Regions from separate parts of the Homo sapiens genome. Here region 1 is linked to region 2. A link is a contact called in ENCODE Hi-C data. All regions are on one chromosome and are shown on one strand. Each heading gives the region's core, a stretch centred on a gene start or an enhancer-like site at or near the end of the contact. The rest is flanking DNA. Distances are from core to core; before and after follow the strand shown.

Region 1 (4,585 bases), core at 1,994-4,493, 600 kb before region 2:
AGTCAGTATCCACAAAACCACCTTGCAGGCACCTGCAGCCAAGTCAGGAGGAAACACCTTTCCGGTTTCCAAGAGTCCCCAAGCTGCTCTGCAGGTGAGTCTGCTTTGAAGAGAGAGACACAGCTCTGGGGCTAAACTCAACCCCCAGCAAGCAGTCCCCAGCAAGAAATGGCTGGGGTGGCCTGTCTATCAGGTTCCCAATGTGCTCCCTCCTCTTTTTCCAGTCCCAGACACCTCCTGGTTTTATCTGTGTGCCCTTCAGAGAACTCCTCCAGCTAAACATCCTTCACTAATAGCAGCACTGGAATTTGAGTTTGGGTGGGTTTGTGGCCATCCCCAACCCCGCCCCCACAAGGAACATGTTTAAGATCTTGCATCGAGTTAAGGGAAAAACAAAAACAACCAACAAAAACCCCAAAACCAAGAAAACCAAAAATCCTATTTAGGATCCTCTGCTGCACGATTTTAGTAACCCCCAAAATGACACAGCCCGCCAGCTTCTCGGAGCAGTCTGGCAGCCAGACATGCATCCACTCGACTAGGGCCAGGTTCAGAGATGAGGAGCCCTGTCTCTGCGTGGTTTGCTGTGTTGGACCCATGAGAAGAGGCTGGAGAGATAAGTCTCATCAGGCCCCCTTCCTTCCTTCTTGGCTTGAAAATGATGATTTCAGACCAGGCGCGGTGGCTCACACCTGTAATCCCAGCACTTTGGGAGGCCGAGGCGGCAGGATCACGGGGTCAGAAGCTCGAGACCAGTCTGGCCAACGTAGTGAAACCCTATCTCTACTAAAAATACAAAAACTTAGCCAGGTGTGATGGTGTGTGCCTGTAATCCCAGCTACTCAGGAGGCTGAGGCAGGAGAATTGCGTGAACCCAGGAGGTGGAGGTTGCAGTGAGCCGATATTGCTCCATTGCACTCCAGCCCAGGTGACAGAGCGAGACTCTGTCTCCAAAAAAAAAAAAAGAAAAGAAAAAGTAAATGATGATTTCAAATGGATAGGCTCCCTCCCTCTCTTCCTGCCCTATTCCATCAGATTCTGATCTTGAATTGCTTCTATGTTAGGGAAACCCAGGGGGCACAAGTTGTCAACTTTGGACGTCCTTTTTGTTACCAGCCTAAAAATATCCTTCCCTTTAACCAACTTTCAATAGGGTAAATCCGGAGAGTCTCCTCTTTGGAACTCCCCAGATAAATTAAGCTTTGTGCCAGCATTTGGGAGCAGGACTGTGAATGTTTATTCCCCTTCCTGACCATCTCACCCCTCCTCCTGACCCCTGTTTGTGAGTTTGATTTGCCAGAGGCTCTGGGCTGAAAGCGGGTGATGTACAGGACTTGTGATGGAGCAGGTGTGGTTGCTGTCATCAGACCCAGCTACATAATTTGCAGGGCCCAGGGCACAGTGAACCTGGAGAGCCCCTCGTTCAGCTCTGCATTACACTTCTGGACTTAGGGCCTCATGTGACTGCAGGGGTCGTGTGCCTGCCTTGCTGACCATGCCTGTCATACCTTCTACATGCGCTGGACCTGCTCGGAGAGTCTCGGGGCATCTTCAGAGCACCCCAGCTCTCCCCATGCTACAGGAAAGAAAAGCTTACACCTTGGGTGCCTTTTCACCCAGATTCAGGGACCAGGGCCCAGGACATCACAGCTCAGGCATCAGAGGCCAAGCACAAGGGGCCCTCCCCTCTCCAGGCTTGTTTCTCATGCTGTAGAATGTGCTGTTGGACTTCACAGTACCTGGATCATAACTATGGGTACCTGGAGGGAGGGGCACGATATCTCTTACCACACAATTTTGTGAGTTCTTAGCTTTTTCTTTAGAAGAAGCCAAAAACCGGCCGCTTTGGTAGATGCCACCTGATGACCTGGCAAGGGCAGCTGTGTCTGGGTTTCTTCCTCACAAGGACCCAGCTCCTATAGTCAGGGAGGCCAGAGGGTTGACATGGGAGGAAGAAAGGCCCCCTCTTGGCAATTCTCTTTCCACTCCTTTTATGCCCAGAGGTTGGGAGGCCTCGCTCCCACCCCCACCGCCAGCTCAAGCTTGGGGACTTCTCCCAGGATGGCCACCCCACCCCGCCTTCTGATGACTGATGGACACTAATGGTTTCCATGAGCGACTTGCCAAACAAATAAGAGACACATCAGTAGGTAGAGCCCCGGGGCCACACTTTGCCTCAGTGACCACTTTTTGGGGAACAAGGACTGAAACTTCTGGGCTGACGAAGCAGCTCTCCAGCCTTGCTCTCCACTCGGACAGTCATGCGGGGATTCCATGGCCACCTCAGCGCTTCCGGGAATGGTCATGGAAGCTTCTGGAAGTCAGGAGGCAGCCACTGTGACTTCCCCTTGCCCACGTGGCACGCTTGGAATGTGGTGAGTGCCACTGAGTATGGAGAGAGTCAGGCAAGCTCATCTGTGGGCCCTGTGCCAAGGGCCCCCAGCAGGGGCCTGTCAGGTCGCAGCCCAGAATGCCGGGCCCTGTTCTTACCAGAGAAGAAGGCCATGGTGTGGGCCCAAGGGCCATGACAAACAGAGGGGCCGCAGGGAGCGAGAAGCCCTCCCCCAGTTACAAAACCACGTCCTGGGGGGCCACTTCTGCTTTTGGTTCCTCATTTGACTAAGAAGAGTTTCGTTAGCAGAAAACCTTTTCAAGGCGTCTTTGGAAGTCACATTGGATAACTCCTGATGCCTGCGCCAAGTGGAATCTTCCTTTGGGGCATTTTCTAGAAGGATCCCTCCTTCCTTCTCTGCAAAAGGGAACCGTCCCCCCGAAAGGGCCTGGGCCTTTGGGAAAAGGGGTTTAGAAAGCCAGGCGCGGGGACCCTTCTTTGGGGGCGGTGGCCGCATCCCAGGATCCCTTCCTAGGGGAGGCCTGGGCCCAGATGTGAGGCTGGGGGCCTCTCCCCAGGGCTCAGGGCCCCAGGAATGCAGGGCCAAGGGGGCCCATGAGCCTGCGGCCCCCCACCCCGAAGCCAGGAACCCCGGCAAATGAGTCCAGCCGGACAGTCCCGCGCTCAGGGCGGCGGCCGGCGGCGGGGTCAGGCTGGGGTCTGCCCGGCGACCTCGCGCCTGGCCCGCGAGTTCAGGTGCCCCGGAGCCAGGGAGGGAGCGGGGCGCGGAGCCGGGCGGGGAGGGCAGGGGTCACCGGGCGGGGCAGGAGCAGCGATGGGACAGCCCCGCCCCGGGGGAGTGTCCCGGCCTGGCCGCCGCAGCCTTAAGGGCCGGGCGGGGCAGGGGCCCAAAGTGCGGGGTCGGCCGGGTGCTGGGCCGAGGCCGAGGCCGGGGCGGGATCCAGAGCGGGAGCCGGCGCGGGATCTGGGACTCGGAGCGGGATCCGGAGCGGGACCCAGGAGCCGGCGCGGGGCCATGGCGAGGCGCGGGCCAGGGTGGCGGCCGCTTCTGCTGCTCGTGCTGCTGGCGGGCGCGGCGCAGGGCGGCCTCTACTTCCGCCGGGGACAGACCTGCTACCGGCCTCTGCGGGGGGACGGGCTGGCTCCGCTGGGGCGCAGGTGGGCACCGGCGGGGAGGCAGCCCTGGGGGGACGGGAGGCCCATCGCCCGGGCCAGGCGCGCGCTCTGCCTCCTGGGGGCCCTGCGTCGCCAACAGGCCTTGGAAGGTCAGATCCAGCCGCTTCGTTTTGGGGGTCGCTCCTTCTCTTCCACATCCAGGGTGAGCCCTGATGTTTGTGGGGTTGGACAAGCCCCACCTGGCCAGAAAGCCAGGCCAGCCCCACCTCCTCGGCCTCTGGGGGTGGCCCTTACGGCGCGGCATGGCTGGGGGAGCAACCCGGTTCCCTCCTTTCGGGGGTGCCCTGCCTCCTTCACATTCTGAGAGCGCTGGAGCCTCCTAGTGTGAGGTGGGCCCACACCTGGCTCACCTCTGGTGATTGTGGCCCCACTCCCATGCCCTCAGGTGTTGGGAAAGGCGGGAGGGCCCTACCGAGGGCTTCCTGGGCCCACGGCCCCCGGGAGCCCCAGCACCGATCTGGGTGGGGATGATCTCTTCTCAGCACATACCCCCGGCCTCATGAGTACCTGTCCCCAGCGGATCTGCCCAAGAGCTGGGACTGGCGCAATGTGGATGGTGTCAACTATGCCAGCATCACCCGGAACCAGCACATCCCCCAATACTGCGGCTCCTGCTGGGCCCACGCCAGCACCAGCGCTATGGCGGGTGAGTGGCCGCCCTTTGACTGTGGGCCAGGAAAGCCCATCCCGGCTGCCTGTTTATAGGCCCAGGCAGCTCAGCCCGCGGTTCCAGGGGCCTGTGATTCAAGGCCAGGTCAGCCTGGGCTGGGGTGCTAAGGCCGAGGAGCGCGGGCCTTTGCCCTCTGCTGAGGTGACCCAAGCTGGGTCATTCTGGGGCTTTTGGGTGACAGGCAGGACTAGGACTGAATCCCAGTGACAAGTGGCTGCCAGGTGCCCTCTCTCCCCCAAAGCTTGTGACCTCAGCCATTGGGATAGAAACAGAAATGCAAAATCACTGAGTCCCCAGGCTGTATTTGAGGATACAGAAGTAAACTGCTTCTCAGCACAGATGAAAGCCTGTCCTGGGCTTGGAATATTGGGTGAGGCTAGTTGGCT
Region 2 (4,475 bases), core at 693-3,192:
TCAGTTTTTGTGTGAACCTAAAACTGTTCTAAACTATATTTTTTTTAAAAAAAGGAAGGGGAAAAAGCATTTGGTCTTTTATATTAATTCACTTTCGGTAGTATCCCCCTTAACATTTCTAATATTAAATATTATTGAGATTTTGAAAATATCTATCTGTATTGTGTGTGTGTGTGTGTGTGTGTGTGTGTGTATATGAATAAAGATTCTTTGTTGTGCAAAGTGATTGCTCCTCTTCCTTTTCTAGAGTTCATGAAATTCTGGTTTCACAAATACATATCCTTCCTTTGTTATTTATCTTCTGATGTAGCTACAATACTTTGAAACTCAACCTATATATGTTACCAAATAAGTTGTATACCAATTTGATATATAATCTATCAGGTCTCAGCTTTCCAGATACAAGTTTAAAGTTATTAGCTTCACAACAGTTTTTTCCACTCTGCATAAAAAAAGCTATATTATTTTATACTCTTGCAAACACAAATTAGGTACAGTATCTCTCCTTTTCACAGCCTCTCCAAAAAACAAATTACCATATTTCACTTCAACTCTAAAAAGATTACCTTCTGGGAAGGTAATAATCTGTCTCCAGAAGCCTATGACTTTTGATGGATTTTGTTAAGACAATAAAAGTGTGCTTGAGGTTTCAATACAGTAGACTCTCTATGTGGGAAAAATACACTAAAATGGAGGGACACGGACATTCTAAAGCAAAATCTGTTGGATATCTTATTAATATTTTTAAATTTTACCCTTTGACAGTCTATTTACATTAAAAAGTATCCTATTGCTTTCTGCGTTCTATACCCATCTGCAGTGCACCAATCCCCACATTATTTCTTTTCTTGTTTATGTAAATCTTCCCCTTCTAGAATGGAAACTCCATCAACACAGACTTTTTTGTCCCTCTTGTTCATTACTGATCATCAGCACCTAGAGCACTTGCAGGCATAGAACAGATGCTCAATAATATATTTGCTGAATGAACAAATAGCCATGCCATGCTTCCATCTACTTCACACAATGGCTGTATTCTTCCTCTATGCACCCTCTGTAAGCACATCCAGGCTCTGGGTGAATAAATACTGAGACTACTGCTGCTCCTGTTCCAGCATTACACCCTTTTCATCTTCTGCATAGGACATATTTTGTTTGTTCCTTTCCTGTTTCCACATGGAGTGGGGGGCGGGGTGGGGGGGGGGGGTGTCTGTCCTATTCATCACCAGATCCTCCAAACTAGAACAGTGCCACAAACATAGTAAAAATGTATGCTGCATGAATACGAGACTTCCTCAGAGGTCATTGTACTCTGATTCTGCTGCATTTCCTGTAAACAGACACCTACTTCAAAACCCGGATCTGAAATCACTCTAAATTTGTGCTGCTTATATACAGGTTGAAGGTATTAAAAATGCTCACTGTGTCAATAATGCTTTCATCATAATTATTCTATGGTGTTTTTTTTTAAAGTTGCCCCCTCCCTAAAAAATGAAAGATACCATACTAACAGATATTCGAAGAGAGTGAGCTGTTAAATAACCATGAACTCAAGAATAAGGACACTGGAGAAGTTTTCTTAAAAATCTATTTTCTTGATCGAATTGTTAGCTCACACATTAAATCAATGCTTTAGAAACAAAAATAAAGCTTTAAAGCTTTGCAACCAATGTGTTTAAATGGCAGACATTATATTCCAATATTCCAGCAGAAAGCCTGATTGTATAGCTCTTATTTTGAAATAACCACATAAAAACAACCCTACCCATAGACACATAACTTTCCTGAAGAACTCTTAGAATGCAGTGTTTTAAATTAATAAAGTATTCTCCTGGTATCCTCGGGAGCCAGCCAGCTACTGAGAAACATCACACCTGTTATTGCAGCAAGAGAAATCAACACCAAGAACTCTCACTGATGATGCCATCAAAGGCACACCAGAAGCCAACTTGATTGAAATAGACTATACCAGACTTGCAGGGTGCTTACTCAATTCACTAGTTTCCTAGGTCTTTCAGAGCAGAAAGAAACAAAACTCAGCCTGCCACCACCTCCATGGGTGGGAAAACTAAACTGGAAGACATGCTACTGTATTTTAAGAATTCCTAAGATCAAACTCAGGAAAGCTACCTGAAAAAAAATACAAAGTTAGTAAGGAACAGCCTGGAAAACTAAGATATTTGCAGTTTATATAACAGATGAATGGCCAGAATTGAAAATATATAAAGAATTCTCTTACTTACAATAAAAATTCTAAAATCTCATGAAGGAATACTATACAACTCTTTAAAAGAATGAACTAGATCTGTATTTCAACAGTTGATAGGTCTCAAAAACATGTTAAGTCATCCATACACCATGACACTACATTAAGTGATCTAGAAAAAAACGGAAATAGTTCACATTAAATTCCTCCGGGGAGTTAAAAAAAAAACAAAAAAAAAAGGAGGGCGTATGAATCAGCAGATATGGAGTACAGACATGCCATAAATTATTAGTGAAGTTTTACTTGTTTTATTAAAGAAAGATTTAAAACGAGTCTTCTAACAAATTATTAACATTTAGTTACTCCATACTGGGGTATTTATATTATCTGTATTTTTCTGTACTTAAAAATTTTTTCATATACAGAAAGCTACCTGTAGTTTATGTGAGATCCAAACAAGGTTCTTTTGAAATAATTTTCTACTTGTTCAGACTTGTAAAGTTGTTGAAAACTGATAAACCAGCCTTGATAGTCATGCTTGTATAATTTATAAAAATCAAGGTTATCACTCAAAACATGTTTAAAGTTGCAGTGGTCTCATTAACTCAAGACAAAGACCCATGTGTACAATTCTGACAAAAGCTTCTGTATGAACTTCAAATACTAGAAACCATCTAAAGATAAATACTGTCACTACTTTCCTTTAATACACTAGATTTTTTTTCGTAATAGAAAAATGGCTAAAAGGAGTATATAAGAGCTGAGGCTTCATACATTCTATCTATATCCAGCACTAATATTATCGTGCAGTAGAAGATTATTCACAGATGAATTTTACATCAGTTCTAAAAGGATCTTAGACGATTTAATAAACTGAATTTTTTCAATGCATTCTTTATCCCATTGACTAACGAACATCTAGTAATTATTCTCTACTTGAAAGACCAAAATTTCTGATTACAGTAATCACAAAAATAAACAAAAAGATAAGCAATATTCTACTGCAAATAAAATTCTATCTAAATAGAAGAGTGACAAAACATGATTCACATTTTACACAAAGCAGGATGAGTCAAGACAGATAATATGCTCAAGTTAGGGGTATGAGTGATAAAATAGCATGGGGTCCCAATTTCTCATGGTTGTAGTTGTTTTAACAGTTCAAGTGCAAAAAGTCATTAACAACAGAAGTAAAACTTCTCCAAAGTGTTCCATCTTTAGTGGAGATGACAGCATGTGAAAAAGCCTCCATACGAAAATCAACACATCCAATTCACACCAGATACAGAACAGGGGAGAAGAACAAGTTTAGCATTCTGCACCTTGATGATCCAACTGGAATTTTCAATCTGTGAACGATGAGAAACAGTAGAACGTGGTTTATCAGTTAGTGTGTAATCTGTTCTGGTTCCTTTTCAATAAAGAACCTAAGTGGCTATACCAGTGATAAGAGATTATCAACCAGGTCAGCAGCTTCTTAAACTCAAGAAGAGGCCAGGGGAAAGGCTGTGAGACTTGGATGAAAAATATTTTCTATTTTTCCCTTACTCTGCCTTTGGAAATTATGCTCATTCTTCAAAGTTTTGCTCAAACGTCTTCTCTTTTGGAAAGGTTTACCAAATCTCTTTAATCAGAAGAAATTACTCCTTACTGTTCTATGTCACAACAATAAGCTGACTGCCAAATTTATATCTGCAGCCTGGCCCTCTCCCCTGAGCTCCAGACTCAACTACCTATTTAACATCTCTCGTTGCAAGTGTACTGAGCATCTCAAGTTTCTCATGTCCAAACGGCACTCTTGAGTCCCACTCTCCTCCCTCAAACTCAATGCTTCTCATCTCAGTAAAGAAACCACCACTCACCCAACTGCTTAGGCCAAAAGCAGTCTCTCTTCCTCTACATTTAATCTACATTCCTCTATATTCCTCTACATTTAATCTAGAAACCCTGTCTCCACTAAAGATACAAAAATTACTTAGGCGTGGTGGCACATGCCTGTAGTCCCAGCTACTTGGGAAGCTGAGGCAGGAGAATTGCTTGAACTGGGAGGGGGAGGTTACAGTGAGCCGAGTGAGATCGCACCACTGCACTCCAGCCTGGGCAACAGAGCCAGTCTCCGTCTCAAAAAAAAAAAAAAAAAAAAAAAAAAGGCTCCTGGCCAGGCGTGATGGCTCACACCTGTAATCCTAGCATTTTGGGAGGCCTGAGCTCAGGAGTTTAGGAGTTCAAGACCAGCCTGGGCAACATGGTGAAACCCTGTCTACTAAAA

What was found. Hi-C counts contacts between places; a loop is a spot of excess contacts on that map. Pooled maps may share reads with other maps.
Region 1: a map with no recorded cell type shows a loop between it and region 2 (3-fold over the local background). The contact joins the promoter of CTSZ here to the enhancer-like site in region 2. A Hi-C loop is called at or near these places in 3 of 37 single-sample maps with no recorded cell type and 5 of 50 pooled maps.

What each region holds. Positions count from the first base shown.
Region 1 is chr20:59,005,912-59,010,496 of GRCh38, reverse strand. It overlaps CTSZ (cathepsin Z), which reads left to right and starts at 3,243. Exons shown (of 6, transcript NM_001336.4): 1 at 3,243-3,511; 2 at 4,012-4,175. The coding sequence starts at 3,369. RefSeq lists enhancers at 1,990-2,069, 2,210-2,319, 2,340-2,499, 3,180-3,991 and a silencer at 2,960-3,559.
Region 2 is chr20:58,405,623-58,410,097 of GRCh38, reverse strand. All of the region lies in intron 1 of VAPB (VAMP associated protein B and C), which reads right to left. Among named protein-coding and RNA genes, the nearest start is that of VAPB, 19 kb to the right of the region's middle. Within about 2 kb of position 1,942, at least 11 of the 41 ENCODE cell types and tissues checked have a DNase peak (open chromatin) inside an H3K27ac peak, as active enhancers do.